Linked DNA regions of Homo sapiens: all the other regions are linked to region 5. The links are chromatin contacts, found by Hi-C or POLR2A ChIA-PET in ENCODE. All regions are on one chromosome and are shown on one strand. The core of a region is the stretch at or near the end of the contact, and the rest is flanking DNA. Distances in the headings are between cores, read along the strand shown. Region 1 holds the start of RDH11 (retinol dehydrogenase 11). Region 2 holds the start of MED6 (mediator complex subunit 6). Region 3 holds the start of PALS1 (protein associated with LIN7 1, MAGUK p55 family member). Region 4 holds the start of VTI1B (vesicle transport through interaction with t-SNAREs 1B). Region 5 holds the start of DCAF5 (DDB1 and CUL4 associated factor 5).

Region 1 (4,332 bases), core at 288-2,787, 1.5 Mb after region 5:
CCTCTCCTGATCTAGAACTCCTCTCCCTTGTAAAAGCTCCCAGAGCTTTCTCTAATCCTCCTCATAACCTTCACCATGATTTATTTACAGTGATTACTTATTTAAGGTCTTCTCTGACAGTCCATGAACTCCGGGCGAGCAGAGATTATGTGTTCCTGGCTTCCTGCTGGACATCAGCACAGTGCCTAGTACACTATAGGAATGCCATAAATGTTTGTCAAATGCGTGAATGACTGAATAAGGAACAAAACAAATGAAAGGCTTTTATAAAGTTATAAAACCCAATACAAATATTAGGTAACACAATAATGAGAATGTGACAAAATGTGATGATTGCTAGGTAATCTAATGTTAAATTGGTAGGAATTAGTATTGTGTGAAGGAAACCCTCTCTTCTCCAATTTGCTATAAAATATATTAGTTCATTGGAACCCGTGTCTTTTAACCAAATGGAAATTATGCAAAAGGACCAGAAAATATTACTGGGTACAATTAAGGAATCACAGACAGATATTGATTGGTTAAAACACCCTCCACTTTCACCCCCAGGAAATAGGCCTCAGATGAAAGAAACTATTGAACAGGGAACCTATTTATTCACAGAGAACATATTCATGGCCTTAATTCAAGACAGGATTAAATACTTTCACGAGTTGGCAAAACCAACTGTGCCAATCTGAGATATTCATTGCTACCCTGGGAGTTAATGTATGTGACCCAAGCCATCAGGAAGACGATATTCTATTATCAATGAACACTCAAACACTAGAAAAATCATGATAGTTGCCACCATAATTCAAGATAGACACAATAAAGTGATTCTCCTGAGAATGTCTTCAAGGACTTATTGCTTCCTCTTCTCTGGAAAAAGGAATCCTCGAGGAGGAAGGGTTTACATTCCCCCACCTTCCCAACTGTCAGACTTCGGACCGCTCCTCTCCTGTCTAATCCGCCTTTCATTTCCCAGACGCCAACATCTGATCTCCAGGAGAAACAGTGCGGTAACTGCCTAACCAGGATTGGGGAAAACTGAACCAGGCACTGGACTTGGGTCTGGGGAGATAGAGGACTGCAGAGATTTCACAAACACCGCGGTGCCTAGTACACTATAGGAATAAGTGTACTATTCCTATAGTGTATACTTTTTTTTTTCCAGAAAAATCCCTCTGGGGTATGAGCACTATTTTCAGTTCTGGTTCAACTTTTCATTGAGATTCTATGTGGATAAGAGGATCTTGTAGTGAAAAAAAGATAAAAAGCAGTGTTTTCATCTGAGTGTGAGAAACCATGTGTGCCTAGAGGTGGGAGAACTGAGTATTCAGAAGGCAGAAAAAATAACTGAGAGCTGGGTGAATGATCCCACAGGCCCTAAGCCCTAGATGGTTGGGGATTAGCGATGTATAATTCAACTTCTGCCAGCGTTGGCGGCAGCGCTCCCACGTAGCCAGCCTGAGGCTGTCAAGCTCTGGACTACATTTCCCAGAAGGTCTGCTCCCCGGGCTGTCGCAATTTGAATTGGGGCGTGTCTAGAAAGAGAAGCCATAGTCGGCGAGCAACGCTGGAGCATCCCGCTCTGGTGCCGCTGCAGCCGGCAGAGATGGTTGAGCTCATGTTCCCGCTGTTGCTCCTCCTTCTGCCCTTCCTTCTGTATATGGCTGCGCCCCAAATCAGGTCTGTGCAAATGTATTGCCTTCTCTTGAGAATTCTTGTTGCGGGGCGGGAGGGAAACATAGAATCCCCACCAAAGCTTTCTTGGAAAACTCCCCTGGGGGGGCTCCAAGATGGCGGAGCCCAGAGTTCGGTGGGTTGGAGGCGAGGTCCAGCTGTCCTGGGTGCCAGGAGGACACCCGAGACCCCAGGCGGTGAGAAAGGGCGGCAGTCCGGGGCACACTGCTTTTCCCTGGCCTGTTTTTCTTTTGTCTAAGCACCCCCTGATTCTGGCTCCAGGGAATCCCGAGGGTAAGGCTACCTCAAACGCTTGAGTTTCGGACTCTTCAATGGGATATGGCCCGACGCTGTTTTCCCCTTATTCCCCACGCCTTAAACCAGCCTTCGAGGTACAAAGGAGCGATTCCACATTTCGCCCTCTGAAACTGATAGCAATCGTAACATCTGCGGCCCCATCCTTGCTCTCTCGTTGCTGTTACAATCGCTTGTTCTGTGGGCGGATGTTGTAAAGGAGAAAAGTGAAAAGGAAGAGTGTTTGGTTATGAGCTCTATCCTGCCTTGCGAGCAGGAGCACGGGGGATCTGAGTTAGGAGCTAGGGTACTGGGGCGGTGAGGGCTGGGAGAATGGTGGGAAGGTATTGACCAGGTGATAGATCAATCAGCCCAAGGCTGGCCAAGTGCCCCAGTGAATCAGCAGCGGGCTGTAAAACCGGCAGCCTGCTTATTGGTTCTAAGTAAATCACCAGTGGTGACGGACCAGTGACTGAATAGACAGACACACTCCTTCCCCAGGTGGGCGGTCTTAGTCCCAATAGAACTTGAAGCCAGGCCAGATCACAGTCATTTCTTACCACAGTCACCTACTTTCCTTCTTTTATTTTTATTTTCTCTTCCTTCTCTGGTGCCCCTCTTCCAGTTATATTTTTTCTGCCTTCTGAACACTCAGTTCTCCCACCTCTAGGCACACATGGTTTCTCACACTCAGATGAAAACACTGCTTTTTATCTTTTTTTCACTACAAGATCCTCTTATCCACATAGAATCTCAATGAAAAGTTGAACCAGAACTGAAAATAGTGCTCATACCCCAGAGGGATTTTTCTGGAAAAAAAAAAAATATATGTGTGTATATATATATATATATGTGTGTGTGTGTATATATATATATGTGTGTGTGTGTGTATATATATATATATATATATTCCAGGAGCTGTATTCCCAACTCAGCAGGGTTATGGGAGTCGGGCCAGAGCTGGACTTTTATAGTTGTCTCTTTCATTCCTGCTGGTTAAGGAGAAGAAAGAACTAAGTACAGGTCCTACTAAGTTGTCACTCCTGGAGCTACATACAGTAAGGGGATGTGGGAAACAGCCTAGAGGCTTGTTTTCTGAGGAGGGAGGTGATGGTTTGTGGGGACCATGAGTTAATCTGCCTCCCTGTCAGCATTTTCGCACTATGCAGGTAGCTTCAATGGCTAAGAGTATGTACCTTGCAATTCCAAGTTCAATGAAAAAGGCTGAAATGCTCTTTAAGAATGCATCTCCTGGTCAACAGATTGTTTTAACCAGAGTCCCAACATTGCCAAGAAGAGAATAGGCCAGTCTGAGAACCACCAATCTGTGTTTGTGCATTCATTCATTTGGAAAAGGCAATATAGTATAGTACTTAGAAACAAGCACTCTAGGCTGGGCTTGGTGACTCACACCTGTAATCCCAGCACTTTGGGAGGCTGAGGTGGGCGGATCACCTGAGGTCAGGAGTTCGAGACCATCCTGGCCAGCGTGGTGAAACCCTGTCTCTACTAAAAATACAAAAATTAGCTGGGCGTGGTGGCGCATGGGTGAGGGGGTGAGGGATGAGAATCGCTTGAACCTGGGAGATGGGGGTTGCAGTGGAGGTGGAGGTTGCAGTGAGCCGAGATCACACCATTGCACTCCAGCCTGGGCAACAAGAGCAAAACTCTGTCTCAAAAAAAAAAAAAAGAGAAAGAGAAAGAAAGAAACAAGGACTCTAATTACACAAAGCAAGACTTGAATCCCAGCTCCCCTTTGTACATACATAATCTTCTCTTTGTTTTAAGTGTGTATGTGCATGCGTGTGGGTGTGTTTTTTTTTTCTTGTTTATTTTGTCCCAGAGTCACAAGCTTTCATAATTTTAACTTTTTGTATTGGATTAGCCATTTCTCAAGGCCATAAAATGCCAGTTGTGGACAGATTGACCTACAGAAACTAGTTATTTCTTCTTCTGGGCTGAATCTTGTGATTTCCTAAGTCACAAGTGCCTTAGAGAGCTCAAACCAAAGCCAGGTGCCTGGCTAAGCAGGTATTCATCCAGTTCTTGTGCTGCAGAGAACAGCTGTAAGCTTTGCCCTTGTAATAGAATCACTTTTGTCTTTGAGCAAAAGCAGAAAACTTTTGTCATCTTTCCTCCAACTTTCCTTAAATGGACACTGTTTCCTTAAAAGGACAACAGTGGAAAGAACTAAAGCAAACCTCAGCCAGAAGACACAGGGAGTTGCAGGAACCTACTGGCTGAGACAGTAGAATGAAGAATTGATGAGCTCTCCTTCTCTGTCTGCAGGAAAATGCTGTCCAGTGGGGTGTGTACATCAACTGTTCAGCTTCCTGGGAAAGTAGTTGTGGTCACAGGAGCTAATACAGGTAT
Region 2 (4,559 bases), core at 213-2,712, 1.4 Mb before region 5:
ATTGCCTACAAAATAAAGGTTGAGCTTCCAGGTCTTATTTACCATGCATACCATATGTTTTATTATCTACAGATCTGCATTCTGTCACTATTCTTCCTAATCTCCTTCTAGCCTAATCAAAACACAAGGAAACAAAAAACTAGAAAAACAAAACAAAAAGCTTTATGGATCACACTTTTTATTGGACACGATACTCTTCCTTTTTGCAATGTCCTCCCACTAGGCTCCCAACCAGGCCCTCCTGAAAAATTCTCTCTCAAAACTTTACTCTGTGCATGCACATACTTCTGTTGGGACACCTATTTTATACATACCATCTCAGGCAGAAAATTCCCAAACTGAAATGTACAGGCAACGTACTTTTATTCTACGGAGTTAACAAATTTTTAATTCCTTGTCTATGAGGTTGAAAATCCCAATTAAATTTCTGGTCTTCCCCTCTTGCTCCTGGGTTGTGGTTAAATTCTTGGGGAGTCTTCACAGTACCTAAGTTTTGGAGAAGATGTAGGCACCCGCCCTCATCCCTCCTTCAGATTTTGGCATCCTCTTCCTAGTATCTGTGTGTTGTTTGCATATTTCTGTATCGTTTTGCTTTTACAGAGCCACACTGAAGCTTGAGAATCTGAGGCTTTCTGTAGCTTCCCCGTACACAGAATCATTCCCTCTTTGGAGCCTTGCTACCTACTCCAGACTACTTGGAATGCAGACATTTGCTCATTACTCTGGGACCCAGGGGTATTCCCTTTCTCTTAATCTTATTAATATTTCACTTCAGAAGCATTTCCTGTGTTGTGAAATTTTTCTCAGAGGCTTCTTTAATTGGTTTAGATTTTTAATGGATTTAGTCACATAAAAGCCAATGACTCCCAAATTCTTAAGTCCTGTCCCATCCCAATACCTGAGGCAGGGAGAAAAATATAAATGACCATCGTTCCTAAATCTGATAGCTCAGTGGATACACCCGGGGAGCTTTTAAAATTAAGAGACACTCCCAAGCACAACTCTACAGCATCAGAATTTGTTTTCTTGACGATCACAGACGATCAAGGCAGAATTCTTCCATCAGTGGTGGGCGTGGGGCGGGACTCCACTCGGTCTTTCTGTCCTCTAAGTCTTCTAATTTTTTTCCCAGTAATCCGCCCTCCCGTTCTCCTTCTTTGGCCCATCCCTCTTCTAGTCTTTCCCTGCTCCCCTGCACCAATCTTTCTGCGTCCCGTCCCCTCCCATTCCCCTACCCCACCCCACCCCACCCCACCCCACGTTTCCCGCCTCCCGCGCCTCTCCCGCTTTCCGCCCCCTCGCGTCTCCTCCCCTCCCACCCGCACCTCCACCCCCTGCCTCTCTCCTGCCCGCCCCGCCCCCTCTTCCGCTCTACGTCCCTCCTCACCCATGCGCACTCTCTTCAACCCGCTGCTTCCGGCGGCCTAGGCTTACGTTTACTTTGCGCCGGAAAGAGAACCTGTAAACGCTCTCGGAATTATGGCGGCGGTGGATATCCGAGGTATACTGTATTGCTATATTTTGTCTCTTGATTGTCTGTGGACCAGTTTGGGATGTTATAGCTCGCGGTTTCAAGGTTTAGGTTCCTTTGTGTGAAGTCTCAAGCTTTTTTGAGTGGTTTTTGTGGACAACCCAAGGCTGTGATCTAGCGAAACGTTGACGAGTTTTTTTTTTTTTCTGAGTTCTTGGAGCGTCTCTTGGAAGCGTCGGAGAGAAGGGGTTGGAAGAAGCTCTGGGTTTTGAGCTTTCAGAGCTGGAGTTTTGTTCTACACACGTATCTCTGCAACAACATTAGGGCTATTCTATTGGAGTGAAGGAATGGCGTTTAGGCAGAGAAGGGAATGGGGTAATAAGCCAACTTGATTTGATTCATCTCTTGGGACTTGGCATGGTGGCTGCCTAATTCTTTAGACCGCGCCACACGGGTCCCTGAGCATGAATCCCAGATATTTTCTTTTTTTTTGAGTCGATAATACTTTACATCGAACGTCCAGCAATTATTATGGGCAGGGGTCGTATTTTTTTCACAGCTGAACTGCAGAAGTACTCAAATATTGAATCAGTCAGTGAATAAATGTATGGAGATGTCACCCCTTAACTGCTGCTTGATCTTGGGGAGCATGTAGAGTTGTTTTTGTGTATATAGTACTTGATTTTTAAAGGGAGATGTTTGAGATGCCTTTTTTTAATATTAACTGGATTGGGGTCTAACACATTTATTACAAATATTCTCATTTATACTTATCTGGCGATCTGCAGCACTTCTGGATCATGATTTTACATACGTGTCTTTCATTATTTATTTCATCACTTGCTGATGGTTAGAATGCTGTTAGAATGCTTGGGCTATGTCAACATGTTGCCTTGCTACAGAATAAAAAAGAGAAATATTTAGTTTATAAAATGTTTTACTTATAATTCAGATTGTTAGGATCATGGCAAAGACTCTAAAATAAGAGTGTGTTTGGTGTGTTAAAGGAACAGCAAGGAGGTCAGTGTGGCTGGAGGGTAGTGAGAGAGGATGTGGGAAGGAGATGAAGTCAGAAAGGTGTTGAAAGCTATGATAAGGTCTTTGGCTTTTCCTCTGAGTAAAACGCAGAGCCATTGGAGGGGTTTCCATCAGAGGAATGATGTGATCTGACTTTTTTTTAGGACTACATTGGCTGCTGGGAACAGTGTAGGAGGGCAAGGGTAGAATTAGGAAAACCAGTTAGGAGGCCATTTCTGAAAATGTTATTTCCTGGCCTGTTGTGTATTTGGTTATTGCATGATCCAGTTATGATGAACTATCTAAATGGTCTATACTAATTATTTGGTTATTAACGCACTTCATCTGTCTCCTCCTTTATTTTATAGCACACAAAGTACATTTTACCTTTATATAATTTTTCTCGGTTGAGTCACTTGGCTCAAAACTGCCTGTCACCTTGAATTAGGTCTGACTTCTTTGAAGATGCCTGAGGTAATGACAGTATAAGAGAGATTGAAGTTTTTCAACCAGTATTGTATAGGCATTTTGATGTTCATGATTTACACCTAGTGGTGTTCAGTACAGTCAGTGGTATGAAGCATCATGAAAGCCAATAGCCAATACAAGCTCATTTATTAAAAGTATCTAGCTCTATCATGTCTTTTTAAAAGCTATGATTTAATTCTACGCTAAATATGAAACCGTGTGGCTGTAGTTAAGGGAACTCTACTTCCTGTTTATCCCTTAGCTTTTACATCATTATCATCTCATCTACAATAATAGCTTCCTAACTTCTCTATCCCTAATTGAGAGATCTCAAACTGGTAGCTATAGATGTGTTCTCTTGGGCATACATGTTATTTGAAAATTTTGAATTCCTTGCCAGCATTAAGGATTTCCAATAAAAAAAAAAGTCCTTTCTAAATTTTAAATCTTATCACTTCTTCACCTAATGAAATTATTCTCTAAAGATATAATATACTTTATATTTTTACACCTCTGTATATACATTCTCTCTGCTTGGAATTACTTTGCCCTTTTCTCTGTGTAAGTTTTTATTTATTCTTTAACATACCGTGCTAAAACCCACCTTCTCTCCACATGAAAAATGATTTTCGTTTCCCCAGGTCCTCTGTAGTCTCGTAACACATTTCTTCATGTCTTTTTTTTTTGAGACGGAGTCTCGCTCTGTCGCCCAGGCTGGAGTGCAGTGGCGCGATCTCAGCTCACTGCAACCTCCGCCTCTTGGGTCCAAGTGATTCTCCTGCCACAGCCTCCCGAGTAGCTAGGATTACAGGTGTCCACCACCATGCCCGGCTAATTTTTTGTTTTGTTTTTTTTCTTTTTTTGAGACGGAGTTTCACTCTTGTTGCTCAGGCTGGAGTCCAATGGTGTGATCTCGTCTCACCACAATCTCCGAGACCTTCTGGGTGCAAGCGATTCTCCTGTCTCAGTCTCCCAAGTAGCTGGGATTATGGGCATGCACAAACACGCCAGGCTAATTTTGTATTTTTAGTAGAGACGGGGTTTCTCCATGTTGGTCAGGCTGGTCTCAAACTCCCAACCTCAGGTGATCCACCTACCTCAGCCCCCTAAAGTGCTGGCATTACAGGCTGAGCCACCGCACCCGGCCAGAATTTTTTGTATTTTTAGTAGAGACAGGGTTTCACCATGTCTTTATCATAAGACTTAATCATGTTATTGCTTTCTTGCATAATCTCTTCTGTTACATCATGAGAGTGTGTTGGTTAGGATCTATGTCATCCTTATATTCATAGTGCCTACTACATTTGATGTATAATAAATGTTTGTTGGATTGGATTCTTTCTATTTTTCTAATCCTTTATCATTTTGTTTTCTTTCCCATAGACAATCTGCTGGGAATTTCTTGGGTTGACAGCTCTTGGATCCCTATTTTGAACAGTGGTAGTGTCCTGGATTACTTTTCAGAAAGAAGTAATCCTTTTTATGACAGAACATGTAATAATGAAGTGGTCAAAATGCAGAGGCTAACATTAGAACACTTGAAGTAAGTTATTTTAAGAAGGTGGCACTTTTTCCAAATACAAGTTTTGCAATGAACAGTTCT
Region 3 (4,297 bases), core at 1,202-3,701, 1.9 Mb after region 5:
AAAATGAAGAGGTTAGACTATATAACCACTAAGATTACTTCCAACTCAACGATCCTATGATTCAGTAAGTATATGATCAAAAATCATAAGGGCTGGGCGCGGTGGCTCACGCCTGTAATCCCAGCACTTTGGGAGGGCGAGGCGGGCGGATCACGAGGTCAGGAGATTGAGATCATCCTGGCTAACACGGTGAAAACCCGTCTCTACTAAAAAAAAAATACAAAAAATTAGCAGGCGTGGTGGCGGGCACCTGTAGTCCCAACTACTCGGGAGGCTGAGGCAGAAAAATGGCGTGAACCCGGGAGGCAGAGCTTGCAGTGAGCCGAGATTGCGCCACTGCACTCCAGCCTGGGCGACAGCGCGAGACTCCGTCTCAAAAAAAAAAAAAAAAAAAAATTATATTCTGGCGGTGGCTCACGCCTGTAATCCCAGCATTTCAGGAGGCCGAGGCGGGTGGATCACCTGAGGTCAGGAGTTCGAGGCCAGCCTGGCCAACATGGTGAAACCCCGTCTCTACTAAAAATACAAAAATTAGCCAGGTGTGGTGGCGAGCACCTGTAGTCCCAGCTAGTCGGGAGGCTGAGAGCAGGAGAATCACTTGAACCAGGGAGGTGGAGACTGCAGTGAGCCAAGATCGCGCCACTACACTCCAGCCTGGGCAAGAGCGAGACTATGTCTCACAAAAAAAAAAAGAAAAGACAATTATATTCTATATAAGCACATATGTCAAGATACTATTTTTTTCTAGACACTCTGAAATCAGAAAATATCAGAGAAATAGGGCATTTCAGTAAATAATATATAAAATTGATCAAATTTCTTGGAATGGGTGATAAATTTTATTTTTTCCATGACACAGCCCTCAGGAGATCCTGAAAACACGTGCCCCTGTGATGAGATTTTTAATCAAAATCATAATTCAAGATCATGTAAAAGCTAAACCCACTGTACTGACTTGGGTCACCCTCAAGTAGAACTTATATATTCTCTCCCGTTTTAACATTCTAAAACAAATTAATGTTAATCAATCCACCTTAATTTGTCAAGTTCAAGTCCGTCTTGCCAAAACTAATTCAGGTACATGGTAAAATTTACCAGATTTTTAAAGATAAAATAATGAATTGCTTTTCCTATTTTTGCCTGTTTTATCTATAAATCTCTTACATTATAATTTAATAGCTCATCCTGCCGCAAATAGAAAGCCTATAAAACCTATCCACAATAGCTATGTCCACAGGGATCTAGTAAAAAAAAAAAATCGTAGTTCTTAATTCAAGGAAGCTTATTTAATAAGTTTCATTACCACCAATACTTCAAAGACACCAATAACCAACACGTCATTTGTTCCTATTGCATAATTTAACAGGTTATTAACTTCTGGTATAATCCAAAAGCATAATTAGTAAACTATCATTAAAACATGATATTGCTTTTTTAAAAAATCAGAAATATTAACACCTTTCACTGCGTCAGTCAAATCAAAATTTCAAAATTTTTGTTCAACTGACTTTCCAAATCTAAATTCTTACTATTCTAAACGAGTATGGAGACAAAACACACACTCCATACTACATCTAAAAACTTCCTAGCCATCAGATTTTAATTTTAGCATAAACTGCCAAGAAAAACCTTTTGACCGAAACCTACATTCCGTACACATTACTGTATGTCAATCAACAGAAGGTGAGTTATGATCATTAGAAAGTTACATAATTTACTACAAAGATCGTTTAAAGCAAACTTCATTAAACGTAGGTTATAACAATTTACATGCTTCAAAGTTCAACGTGCAACCTTAAAGTATCAGAAACCATGAACAAAACTAGGCTTTTCTTTTAAAGTGGTCACAAGGAAGCAGGAACTGTTTGCGTGTTTAAGAACGCAATGAGCAGCAGAATACCAGCAGCTGAGTCAGGCAGAGGAACGCTGACTACATTCTGACTTCTAAAGGAAAGCGTTCCCTCGCCGATTTCCCAGACCCGGCCGGGAGAGTCCCGCGCGTCGCGACCTCGGAGAGAGGGCGCAGGGGGCAGACGACTCCCCGCCGCGCCCCCTGCACCTCGGGCTCGGCTGGCTGTGGCCCGCGCCAAGGTGCATGCCCAGCCAAGCAGAAGGAGCGGGCACCGCGCAGGCAGCGTTGCTCCGAGGGACAAAGGTTGGGCTCACACCCTCCACGGCCGCAGCTCGCGCGCCTGAGGAAGCCCGCCTGGCTGCCAGGGGTCTCCCGCTGGCCGGAGTTTGCGCAGCGTGTGGGGGAAGGGGAGCCCGGCCGCCCGCCCCTCCCCCGCCGCGCTCCCAGGGACCTGTTGATTAAGATCTCTACAGCCCAGCCGCCGCCGATCCGCCTCTTACCTCCACGCCTCGGCTCCGCGGAGCCTCCCGCCCCGGCCGCTCCTACGCACTGCAGAAGCGACAGCCCTCCGGCGGCCCTTGAAATTCCGGATAAAGAATCCAGAAACTCCCGACTCCCCACCTCAGAATCCTTAGTCCCCGCCCCCGCCCCACCGCCTGCCTCCTCCGTCGCCGCCGTCACCGCCGCAGCCGCCAGCAACTCCACTTCTAGACCGCGCGAGACCGGCCCCTGCGGCCGCCGCGAGACCGCGCACGCGCCCCCGGGACTCTGGCGCAGTGGGCGCGCGGATCCGAGTCCCACCCCGCCCGTGAGAGGCTGGCGCGGCTTGCCCAATCCCGAGCCGGAGCGGAGAGAGCGCCCGCTCATTGGTCCTCTCCGCAGCTCCAGCCGGGTGCGCGCAGTCGCGCGCCTCTAAGTCTAAAACGCGGACTGCTCCGGGCTAGCTGGCCCGGTAGAGCCCCTTCGGGATTTGGCCGGCGGGCTTTGTGGGGACGCGAGGCTTCCCTGGGTTTCTACATCCCTTGGCTCTTGTCTCTGGATGACGTATCCTGAAGAAAATCTGATTCCTCTTGAAGAGATTCCTCATGTCCTGTCAAGTTAGTCACCCAATCTAACATTTGTTTTTTTTAAAAAATGACATAAACACCTGGATGTGTGCAGTGTCCCGCAGAAGACTGCATAAAGCCAGCAGCTGCACTGATTTCTGAAAACCAGAAAGCAAGGATAGCAAGGACTAGAACTATTTCCCAGAAGTCTCCCGAAGGGACAGAGTTACGCAGATCAGCCCGTGCTCCGGGCATGGCTGGCGCCCTCGGGACCTGGATGTGCCACCCTTGGAATGGGGCAGGACTCAGGCGGGTGCGGGCGGAAGTCAGAGCAGATTGGAGGACGTTCTAAGGAGAAACACCAGCAATGTGTCTCGACACTTGCAATAAAAGCCCTCGGATGGTCTCTGTCTTGACAGTACCTTCCGAGCAAGCCCATTCCACATTTGAACACTTGCAAGGTTTGTTAATCGACCTCTCCTTCTATGAGGCCAAACTATGCCTGTGACTCCAGCCCGGGGGCACAGTTTCCCCCAGGGGCACAGTCCTCCCTCAAAGCCTTCGTATATGCCATTTCCATTTCTCTCGGTTTTCCTCATTTTGTCCCACGGTGTTTTTCCATCTCGCAATGTCCTCAGGTCCTGATTTTCAAGCTCTTTCACATTCTTCCCCATTACGCTCCTCTGGACAGCCTATGGGTTGTGGTGTCCCTCACTAAGGACACTGTGATGGCCTGAACGAAGCAAACCGTTGTTCCTGGTGGTGAAGATCTTTGGGGATGCCTACCCTTCCCAGATTTGTTATCCTTCTCAAATCTGATCAGCATTCTGTCCAAGTGTTTAATAAGACAGAGCGGAGGACAGAACTCTGCTGCATGCCACTAAAGACCTTAATGCTCCTGCCATCAAAAATTTCTCAGTAGGCTTCGAATACAGGTGGACGACACAACCGAACTGTCTTCTTGGCCCATATTCCTCCATAAAGATGCCATGAGAACTGGTGAAATGCCTAACTGAAATCCAGATAAAGTCTCCAGGATTCCTAGAAACTACTAGCCATACCCCAAAAGAAAAAACGGTTACTGTGTGTGACTTACTTCCTTTTCTAAGTTCTTTTGTTTTTGTTTTTGTTTGAGACGGAGTTTCGCTCTTTTGCCCAGGCTGGAGTAAAGTGGCGCAATCTCGGCTCACTGCAACCTCCGCTCCCCGGGTTCAAGCGATACTCCTCCCTCAGCCTCCCCAGTATCTGGGATTACAGGTGCCAGCCACCACGCCCGGCTAATTTTTGTATTGTTAGTAGAGACGGGGTTTCGCCACATTGGCCAAGCTGGTCTTGAACACCTGACCTCAGGTGATCCACCTTTCTCAGCCTTCCAAAGTGCTAGGATTACAGGCGTGAG
Region 4 (4,760 bases), core at 597-3,096, 1.5 Mb after region 5:
GTACAGGTGTGAGCCGCAGCACCCGGCCCCAGGCTATTGATCCTTTTTTTGCACCTGCCCCTTATTTCTGTACTGTGACAAGTCCCAGCATTGTGCTGTGGGACTTACACAGTATACTGACTATCCTCAGACTTGGTCATGTCTATGCTCAGTGCATATTAAGAGCTTAACCAAAGTGTGTTGAATCAACAGCCAATGAACTTGATCTAATAAAAATGAGGGCCCAGGAGATACAAATTAGCAAAGCATTTTCTCCTGAGCAGTCATACATCTTTTAATATTTGTAGGCAGTTTAAAATTGAACTCCCAAGCAAACATTTGAGAACAGACACCTTGAGCAAACCGTGAAATCGGTGAAAATAATAATTTATTTTAATTTTTTGAGATAGGGTCTTCTCTGTCACCCAGGCTGGAGTGTGGTGGCACGATCTCAGCTCACTGCAACCACTGCCTCCCGGGTTCAGGCGATTCTCCTGCCTCAGCCTCCCGAGTAGCTGGGGTTACAGGCGCCCACCACCACGCTTGGCTAATTTTTGTGTTTTTAGCAGAGACGGGGGTTTCACCATGTTGGCCAGGCTGGTCTTGAACTCTTGACCTGAAGTGATCCGCCCGCCTCGGCCTCCCAAAGTGCTGGGATGACGCGTGAGCCACCATGCCCGACGTGAAGACAGGAATTTATACCCATGGAGTGCAAGAAGGGACCTTGTAATTTTTAACACGTGACACTTAGTGGCAGATGAGACCTAATGAAGCCAGGCCCACCTTCCACACCAGATTATAAATTCCCCTGGAGCAGAGATTAAATGTTTTATTCACCAACATGCCCAGATCCCTCGCAATGCCTACGCTTGACAAACACCTGTTGTCAACAAGTGCACGAGGCAGCCTAGGAGGAGAATTAGTCTCCACGAGGAGAATTACTCGGGCCTAGCAGCTAGAGTATTTCGAGGTCATCCTAACTGGGTTCCACTTTTGAATTTTTGGTTTTTGGGTTTTTTGTTTTTTTGGAGACAAGATCTCGCTCCACTTGGGAGCAAGGTCTCCCAAAGCTGGAGTGCAGTGGTGGGACCTCAGCCTCCGGGGGTAGCTGGGGCCAAAAGTGCGCGCCACCATGCCCGGTTCTTATTTTGGGTTTCTGGTAGAGCTCTCGCTATTGTGCCCAGGCTGGTCTCGAACTACTGGGTTCAAGCAATCCTCCCACCTCGGCCTCCCAAAGTACTGGGATTACAGGCGCGAGCCACTCGCCCGGCCGGGTTCCACTTCTGAAAGCTTGGGGAGCCGCTGGGCCTTCCAAGAAAAGTGCTCCACCTCCCGACGGCAGGCAGAGCCCCTGGCCCGGCTATCTTTCCAGGGCCGAAAGCTAACAGTCAAGACGCGAAACGAGGAATTCGGGTCAGGGTGGCAAAGCAAAGCGCGATGACAGTGAGGACGACGTCTAGACGCAAACATACATCAAATCGGGCCGAAGCCCGCTGTCGCCGCGCGGGCTGAACCTGGCACCCGGAGCAACGCGCGACCCCGGGACGAGACGCTCTCGTCCGAGCCAAACTACATCCCCCGGCGTGCACTGCAGCGCCCGCCCCTCGCCGGCCGGCGGGGCCCGGGAGGAAGGCGGCCGCGCTGCCAGTCCCGCAGGTCCCCTAGGCCCCTTTCGCTGCGGCCTTTCCCCAACCCGGACCCGGCACTTCTCGGGTTCCGCGACTGCCGATCGCCCCGGCGCGGCACCGCTCCCTCAGGAGTCGCCTAGGCCGCGCAGTCTCCCGACTTCTCGTCAGGCTTTCGCGCCGGCGCTCCAGCAATCACTGGCTGGAGAAGGTGGGCGTTCCGGCTCGAGAGGACCCTGCCGCGGCTCCGGAAGAGCCTCGTCCTGGGCGGCGGTGGTGCGGCGGTCGCCGTTATGGCCACTGGGCTGGGCGGCTGACCGCCGGGCTAGGAAAGGGCCCAGGGCCCCGAATCTCGGTGGCCGCTGCTCCAGCGCGGCCTGCGCCATGGCCTCCTCCGCCGCCTCCTCGGAGCATTTCGAGAAGCTGCACGAGATCTTCCGCGGCCTCCATGAAGACCTACAAGGGGTGCCCGAGCGGCTGCTGGGGACGGCGGGGACCGGTGAGGCGGGGGTGGGCCACGCCGTGGGGAGCGCAGCCCTGCGCGCTTTGGAAGGAAGATTCTCCCACCTTCCTCCCAGACCCGGGCCCGCGTCTCCTCCCTCCGCGTCCTCAGACACGCCCCCTAGGGCTGGCTTGTCCCAGCCCCAGGTCTCCCTGCTGCCACTGAGAGTAAATTGGACCTCGGGATTCAGTTCCCTGGGATCCTTCTATGGCCTTCCACATTTTCTCATCTTTTTTCACTGTGGCAAATAGAGCAGAGGGGCTTTTGCATCTGCGGTCCTGTAATGTAGAGTGGGTTTCTTTCATAGCTGTTTTTGTTTGTTTTATGCATTTAAAAGCACTAGTCTCAAGACAGGTCTAGTTTTCACCAGACTGACAGAGGATCCGTAGCACAGAAAAAGGGTTAAAAACCCAAAGGAGTCATAATTTGGGGGTGTTGGTAAATACCAGTTATTGGAGGGTAGAGAGCTGGCCTTTAAAACCTGATTGTGGCATTTAGATGTGGTCTTGTTTTGAACGTTTTTACAGCTGAGACTGTTTACTACCCCTTAATTTCATGATTCAGGTTGCTACAAGTTCTGTCTGGAGGAGCTAGAGTTTTCCGGCCCTAAATCCATAGGAAAAGCTGCTATAGTTCTTGGCCTCCGGATATATAGAATTTGATGGCAAGGACAAAACTTTGTTTTATTGCTTTTATTTAAGAGTCAGAGCTTGGGTGTTTGCTCAACGAATTACTCAAGGTCATAGGAATTGAATGACTGGTGAGAATGAAATTCATGTATTTAATATATATTTATTGTGAGGCTGCTGTGTGCTAGGTGCTGGTGAATTGTGAGGCACCGTTCTAGGTGCTGGTGAATATTGCAAATTACAGTGAAAAAGATACGAACATCCCCATTCTAGTGGGTAGGTGATAAACAATATATAACTATTAAGAGGCAGTGTTAAAGAATACAGGAAAGTAAATCAGAGTAAAAGAATAGGGGATGGGACTTCAGTTTTATTTTATTATTTATCATTTTTTTTTTTGAGACAGGGTCTCACTCTGTCACCCAGGCTGGAGTGCAGTGGCACGATCTCGGCTCACTGCAACCTCCACTTCCCAGATTGAAGCAATTCTCCTGCCTCAGCCTCTGGAGTAATAGGGATTACAGTTGCGCCACCACCCCTAGCTAATTATTTTTGTATTTTTAGTAGAGACAGGGTTTTGCCATGTTGGCCAGGCTGATCTCTAACTCCTGACCTCAAGTGATCCGCCTTCTTTGGGACTTCAGTTTTAAATAGGGCGGTTGTGAAAGTCCTCTCTGAGGAGATGGCGTTTGAACAGAGACTTAAATGAAGTGAGGGAGTAAACCAGAAATCAGGGAGAAGTGAGTGTCAGAAGGAGGGAATAGCACTGCAAATGCCTTTAAGCAGAAATGAGCTTGGTGTGTTCAGCGAAGAGCAGGAAGTTCCATGTGTTTGGGATGGAGTGAGCAAAGGAGAGCGATAAGCAGGGCCAGATCATGTAGGGCCTTGTGGACCATGGTGAAAGACTTGTGCCTTTTTCTAAATATGATGGGATGCAGTTAAAAGATACTGTGCAGAAGCATTGTGGGATCTGATTTATGTGATTGAAAAGTAGACTGCAGGCAGGGTACGGTGGCTCACACCTGTAATTCCAGCACTTGGGGAAGCCGAGGCGGGCGGATCACTTGAGGTCAGGAGTTCAAGACCAGCCTGGCCAATATGGTGAAACCCCATCTCTACTAAAAATACAAAAATTAGCCGGGCATGGTGTCAGTTGCCTGTAGTCCCAGCTACTCAGGAGGCTGAGGCAGAATTGCTTGAACCCAGGAGGCGGAGGTTGCAGTGAGCCGAGATCATGCCACTGAACTCCAGCCTGGGCAACAGATCAAGACTCTGTATCAAAAAAAAAAAAAAAAGAAAAGAAAAGAAAAAAAAGTAGACTGCAGGCCAGGCATGGTGGCTCACACCTGTAATCCCAGCACTTGGGGAAGCTGAGGCAGGAGTATTGCTGTGTTGAACGATTTTGAGACCAGCCTGGGCAACATGGTGAAACCTCATCTCTACAAAAAATAAAAAAATTAGCCAGGCATGGTGGTGCATGCCTGTAGTCCCAGCTCCTGGGGAGGCTGAGGTGGGAGGATCACTTGGGCCCTGGAGCTGGAGGTTGCAGTGAGCCAAGATCGCACCACTGCACTCTAGCCTGGACCACAGAGCAAGACTCTCCCAAAAAAAAAAAAAAATGTAGACTGCATTTTCAACCTGGCACTGAATTAATTTTTGCAATGCCCATTTCTATAAGTCTAAATAATGCAAAAGAACATTGCTTTGAAAAATAGAAAATTGAATTCATTATTACTATGGTTTGAATGTCCCCCTCTAAAACTTATGTTGACATTTATTTGCTATTTTAATCGCATTAAGAGGTGGGACCCATAAGAAATGATTAGACCATGAGGGCTCCATCCTCAGAGATTAGATTGTTATCCTGAGAGTGGCTTGGTTGTTGAGAGAGTGGGTTAGTTCAGCCCTCTCTTGCTTGCCTGCTCTCTTGATCTGTTGCCCTTCCATCTTCTGCCATGGGGTGACCCATGGGTAGCAAGAAGGCCCTTGAAAGAATCAGCCCTCTCAGCCTTGGGCTTCCCAGCC
Region 5 (4,955 bases), core at 2,392-4,891:
ATTTTAAAGTTGAAAATATTTTGAATAAAACATTTCTGAGCATATTAGTATCCATATGTAGTACTCAATATGCTAAGATTTAATAAAAGTTTCAGAAGGGCTTAGTATTTTCTCAGTTAAAAAAACAAAACAAACAAACAAAAAAACAGCCAGGCTAGGTGGCTCATGCCTGTAATCCCTTTACTTTGGGAGGTGAAGGCTGGAGGATCATTTGAGCCAAGAGTTTGAGAGCAGCCTGGGCAAGATGGAGAAACCCCATCTACAAAAAATACAAGAATTAGCTGAGTGTGGCAGTGTGAACCTGTAGTTCCAGCTACTCAGGAGGCTGAGGTAGGAGAATCACTGGAGCCTGGGAGGTCAAGGCTGCACTGAGCAAAGATCACACCATTGCACTCCAGCCTGGGTGACAGAGTCAGACCCTGTCTCAAAATAAATAAATAAATTTTAAAAACACAGTTTCTAATGTTTGAGCATTTCCTTAGCATTCAATCAGTTTTTAAAGATTCCTTACTCTATCTTCAGCAATATTGGAGTCAAACAAAATAGAAGTCAAAGAGTAAATACATTTCTGGGAATTCTACATTTGACCAGTATTCAACCTATGGTGAAGCAATTAAGAGTTCTTGGGTTAAGCAATTTCCATATCTTTGTTTTTCCAGAATGAATTTCCAAATCAGTGTTTCAAGGCTTCCTAAGTATGAATGTTAATACACATAAGTTTCTGGGTTTAGGAAAGAAAAATATGAGTTTTTCACTCTTCTCCCTCTTCCTCCATACATTCTCTGCAGTGGTTCAATTTACTCAGAAGTAATTTCATTTGCTATTTTAAAGCTAAGTACACTGGCCTTTTCACTATAAATGCCTATATGAAAAACACAAAGCTCATGTGGTCATCAAAGCTGATTAAATGTTTGTGGTATTGCAATTTTGTTACAGGTGTGGTAAAAAAAGTTTGTGGTAGGTAGTTATGTACCATATTATTAGTTTGCAATAAATGACACAAGGGACTATGTTAAATTCCTAGTAAAAGCAAATTGATATTATGGAGTTTCATCTTTTGAAGTTGGTTATAAGTAGGTGGCCAGATTGAGCAAATAAAAAATTCAGGATGCCCAATTCGAGTTTCAAATAAACAATATTAGTATATCTCAAATATTTCATGGGGTATACTTAAACATTCATTGTTTATCTGAAATTCATACCAAATTGGGTATCCTCCATTTTATCCGACAACTCTTAATTATAGGAATAGGAAGATATTTCATTCAGGCTTATAAAAATCTGGCCAGACTAGCAGTAGGATATAAACAGACTAGGTGGTCCTACCTTTCTGTCACTGTTGGTCACCCAACAGTTAAGGAAGTTTCCAGCAAAGTCCTAGATTTGGGCTGGCATGTGACCAGATGCTGGTCTATTTTTATGCTGAGGTAAATGGGACAATTTTCCCAGGAATTCAGTAAAAACTGTAAAGGGGGTATGTGCTTAAGAGGGCAGAGGAGGATGCGTATTATACACTGCCACAGTAAAGGCCACTTCGAACAAATCTCCCCCACCCCAGGCAAATAGGTATAAATGATGGCCTATTAACTGGAAGAAGTTAGAGGGGGTTTTGAATGTGTGGACTGAGTATGCCAAGCAAAGGAACAGTGAGCAGGGAAACTGGCCTTGGAACAAGTGGATTCCACTGGAATGAAACAGGTCAAACTCAACATATCCAAACCGGAAAGCACGACCTTTCCCTTCAAACTCCTCCCCACTCCCTAAGTACATTCATGAATTCAGCAAGTATTAAAGCGGCCACTAGTGCCAGCAAGTACTGGCTCCAGGCATACACCCTTGAGCAGAACAGACGTAGTCCCTGCTCTCAGAGAACTTACAGCAGAGTGGGGAGACTCATATCATCACAAAAATAAATGATTAATTACACATTTTGACATTGCAATGACAGAAGGATGTTTGGTGCTATACATCTTTAATAAAGCTGGTATACTGCTACTAATTTTTAGGTGGTGATTATAATGAATAAACACAAAGGATTATTAGAAGGCATCCTGAGGATAAAACCTTTTAAGTACCACATAGTTTCCTATTTAGGGGAACAATATTCCATTAAAATTCACATTTTTGGAATTTGATTTCTTTCTTTTAAAAATTTATTTATTTTTTGCCCTTTTCCCCAAGTTCTGATGGAATTTGGTTTCTGTTTAGTAATGTTTGCTAGAATATGTACTTTTATATGAAACATTTGCATATTTGTTATTAGTACGATTAATCGTATTGTCACTGAACAAAAAGTAGAAGTAAATAATTTTGTTTGACGGGTAAACCTCTTCCATGTTCAGCCGATCTTTTTTTTTAAAAAAAATTATTATTATTTTCCCCAGATCAGAGATGTACAGCCCATCTTTCAATGATGATTCTACTCAACTGCTCCTGTGCCATCTCTGGTCCAGAGGATGTAATTCCTGCTAACTTGAAAGGGCAAAACTGACAAGTGCCTATTTCAGTAGCTTATTACCACTTAATGACAGAGGATAGCTTCCAGGAAAAGTACTATAATACATCGAAAAGGGGACTTTTAACTGTATCTGGTAGAATTCCAAAGCATTTAACACCCACTAGGGTCAACGCGGTGACTCCCATCCTACTGAAGTGCAGCCACTTCTGGCCTGGAGCGCAGCTGCTGGTTAACAGCTGTCCAACCTCAGTGCTCCCCACTCGAGACCTTTAAGAGGAGCTCACCGAACCCAATTAAATAACATATATCGTTAGTTTCAAATCACGCTTCTTGTGTCGTGCAAATTTATCTGGAACGGAGAGAAGTACCTCGTGCTTCTCGGGACTTCATCAACTCGGTTTTGGCAATTTTCTTCCTACTTCTTTATCCCTTTCTCTTTCCCCCCATGTACCACTCTAATCTGCCAGACGGAACAATTTAGCCTTTTTCAACTAAAGGACCGGAGGAAGGAAGAGTTAGAGAACTGGACTTGGGGATGAGCGGTGGTGTTAAACATTTACCGGGAGAGGGGAAGGGGCGGGTGCGCGAACAAAACCCCCAGGCAACGTTCCTCCAAGTGTGCGGCCCTACCTCCCGGTTCCCCCGCCTCGGGCAGGGCCGGACTGCCCAAGGCAGAGGCCAGCAGAGGAAGGAGGGCCGGAGCCCCCGCCCGCACCTTCCCCCACTCCAGCCGCATTTTCCCCGAACTCGTACGGGCGCTGGCCTCCGGGCAGCAGCCGGCCCGCGGGTCCCCGCGGGAGGAAGGCGAGCCAAAGCCCGGCGGCCACTCGGATTGTTACGCGCATTCAACTCCGCGGAGTGCGGGGCGCTGGGGTGCAGAGGGGTCTCCGCCCGGCGCCACCCAGGTCCCCAGGCGGGAAGCGGCTCAACTGGGAAAGCAGCCGGCGCCCGTGGTCTCCGGGCCGGCCGCCCGCGTTCTTCCGGCCAGCCCCCCGCGGAGGGGAGGGGCGCCGACGCCGCGTTCTCGGGGCCCCGCAGCCGGCGGAAGGGCCGCGCATCGCGGAAGCGCGGCGGCAGCTGAGGATCAGCTGCTGGAGGAGGCGGAGAGGCAGAGGGAGGAGCCTCGGGGGGAAGGAGAGGGAGGGGACCGTCAGGAAGCCGCGAACGCCGCCGAGTGTCTGCACACCTCGCTCTGCCTGCCATGGCTGGTTAAAGAACCATCCGGATCGCAGCGCGGGGGGAGGGCCGGGTGGGGGGAGCAGCGGCCGCGCGTGAGGCCGAGGGAGGGGCGGCGGCGCGAGCGGCGGCGGCGGCGGTTCCAGCATGAAGAGGAGAGCTGGCCTGGGGGGCAGCATGAGGTCAGTGGTGGGCTTCTTGTCCCAGCGGGGCTTGCATGGGGACCCCCTGCTCACTCAGGACTTTCAGAGGAGACGCCTGCGGGGCTGCAGAAACCTCTACAAGAAGGACCTCCTCGGCCACTTCGGCTGTGTCAATGCCATTGAATTCTCCAACAATGGAGGCCAGTGGCTGGTCTCAGGTAAATCAACCCCCTTCCCCTCCCCGCGCCTCCCCGCACCCTCCCAGCCTCCCCCTCTCGCTCTCCCCCGTCACCCTCCTCCTGCCCTCTGTCCCCACCCCCTCCCTTTCTCTACCCCCTTCTGCGGTGGGAAGGTTTGGTGTCAAATTAAAACCATTGCAGGGGGAGGGGAAGGAGAGGATGTCTTCTATAAAAAAGACCTAAAATGGTTGACAGCTCCTTAATTCGCTTTATCCCAAGTGCAAAGTGATCTCTCCTGATGCCTGCCCTGAAAGTGTAGGTCGGGGAGGGGGGCGAGGTTACCGCTCTACAAAGTTTGACGGCAAACTCTTCCTCCGCGTACTTTAAAAGGTGCTGGGGGCATTTTGGGGATGTGGAGGGTGAGGAGGCCGAGGAGCGCCGGAGGCAAGGGGGAGCTGAAGCCCCCGTCGCCGGCGTTAAGGAAAAGGGGTCTTGGGGCTGGGAAGCGGGCGGTGACAGACCCGGACGCCGAGGGGCCGGGGGCTGCGACCCGGGGGCTGGCGGGGTCTGCAGAGGGGAAGTGACTGGGGCGGTAGGGTCGCTGTGGGCCGCCCCCCTCGGCGCTCTTAGAGGCCCAGCACCATCGCCTTTCGTTCGGTTGTGGCCTCTTCTGCGTCTTGTTTTTAATACAGTTTCGAGAGTGGCGAGGGCTGTGGAGGCTAAAGGGCACCAGCCTGAACTTGAATGCGCAACTTGCGAGGCAGGCGGTAGGGTGGGGGACCCCCGGGAGACTTGTTGGCGGGAGCCCGGCGCCCCGCACCCCGTTTCCCGCGGCCGCTGTTGCAAGTGGTCTCTGCTTCTCCTCCCTCTCGCCCAGACGGGCCTGGTTGCCCCCGGGCTCTCCCTCTGGTTTGGGGAAAGTGGCGAAATCGAGGCCGGGGCTCCGGCCGGGCGGTGTAGGCCTCGCTCTCCCGGGGCTCCTAGCGACAGGCAGCTGAA

Evidence for each region. Hi-C counts contacts between places; a loop is a spot of excess contacts on that map. ChIA-PET counts read pairs that join two places held with the same protein, here RNA polymerase II (POLR2A). Pooled maps may share reads with other maps.
Region 1: a pooled map shows a loop between it and region 5 (20-fold over the local background). The contact joins the promoter of RDH11 here to the promoter of DCAF5 in region 5. A Hi-C loop is called at or near these places in 8 of 50 pooled maps. POLR2A ChIA-PET finds 5 or more read pairs at or near these places in 2 of 52 experiments (activated B cell and naive thymus-derived CD4-positive, alpha-beta T cell).
Region 2: a map of CD4-positive, alpha-beta T cell shows a loop between it and region 5 (6-fold over the local background). The contact joins the promoter of MED6 here to the promoter of DCAF5 in region 5. A Hi-C loop is called at or near these places in 2 of 168 maps with a recorded cell type or tissue (CD4-positive, alpha-beta T cell and naive thymus-derived CD4-positive, alpha-beta T cell) and 6 of 50 pooled maps.
Region 3: a loop to region 5 is called in a map of CD4-positive, alpha-beta memory T cell, with 12 times the contacts of the local background. The contact joins the promoter of PALS1 here to the promoter of DCAF5 in region 5. A Hi-C loop is called at or near these places in 1 of 168 maps with a recorded cell type or tissue (CD4-positive, alpha-beta memory T cell), 1 of 37 single-sample maps with no recorded cell type and 9 of 50 pooled maps.
Region 4: a map of naive thymus-derived CD4-positive, alpha-beta T cell shows a loop between it and region 5 (24-fold over the local background). The contact joins the promoter of VTI1B here to the promoter of DCAF5 in region 5. A Hi-C loop is called at or near these places in 2 of 168 maps with a recorded cell type or tissue (naive thymus-derived CD4-positive, alpha-beta T cell and posterior cingulate gyrus) and 5 of 50 pooled maps.

The regions. Positions count from the first base shown.
Region 1 is chr14:67,692,969-67,697,300 of GRCh38, reverse strand. It overlaps RDH11 (retinol dehydrogenase 11), which reads left to right and starts at 1,537. Exons shown (of 7, transcript NM_016026.4): 1 at 1,537-1,671; 2 at 4,249-4,332. The coding sequence starts at 1,598. It also overlaps a transcript of GPHN not described here. RefSeq lists enhancers at 1,220-1,269, 1,290-1,339, 1,384-2,020 and a silencer at 2,370-2,429.
Region 2 is chr14:70,597,558-70,602,116 of GRCh38, reverse strand. It overlaps MED6 (mediator complex subunit 6), which reads left to right and starts at 1,462. Exons shown (of 8, transcript NM_005466.4): 1 at 1,462-1,501; 2 at 4,340-4,499. The coding sequence starts at 1,480. RefSeq lists an enhancer at 761-1,960.
Region 3 is chr14:67,239,589-67,243,885 of GRCh38, reverse strand. PALS1 (protein associated with LIN7 1, MAGUK p55 family member) reads right to left here and starts at 2,451. Exons shown (of 15, transcript NM_022474.4): 1 at 2,353-2,451. It overlaps LOC124903330 (a long non-coding RNA gene), which reads left to right and starts at 2,477. Exons shown (of 2, transcript XR_007064217.1): 1 at 2,477-4,297. It also overlaps a transcript of GPHN not described here. RefSeq lists a silencer at 1,870-2,839 and an enhancer at 2,820-3,099.
Region 4 is chr14:67,671,718-67,676,477 of GRCh38, reverse strand. VTI1B (vesicle transport through interaction with t-SNAREs 1B) reads left to right here and starts at 1,846. Exons shown (of 6, transcript NM_006370.3): 1 at 1,846-2,103. The coding sequence starts at 1,989. It also overlaps a transcript of GPHN not described here. RefSeq lists silencers at 1,522-1,961, 2,062-2,171.
Region 5 is chr14:69,151,805-69,156,759 of GRCh38, reverse strand. DCAF5 (DDB1 and CUL4 associated factor 5) reads left to right here and starts at 3,641. Exons shown (of 9, transcript NM_003861.3): 1 at 3,641-3,995. The coding sequence starts at 3,782. RefSeq lists silencers at 3,197-3,836, 4,657-4,706, 4,867-4,955.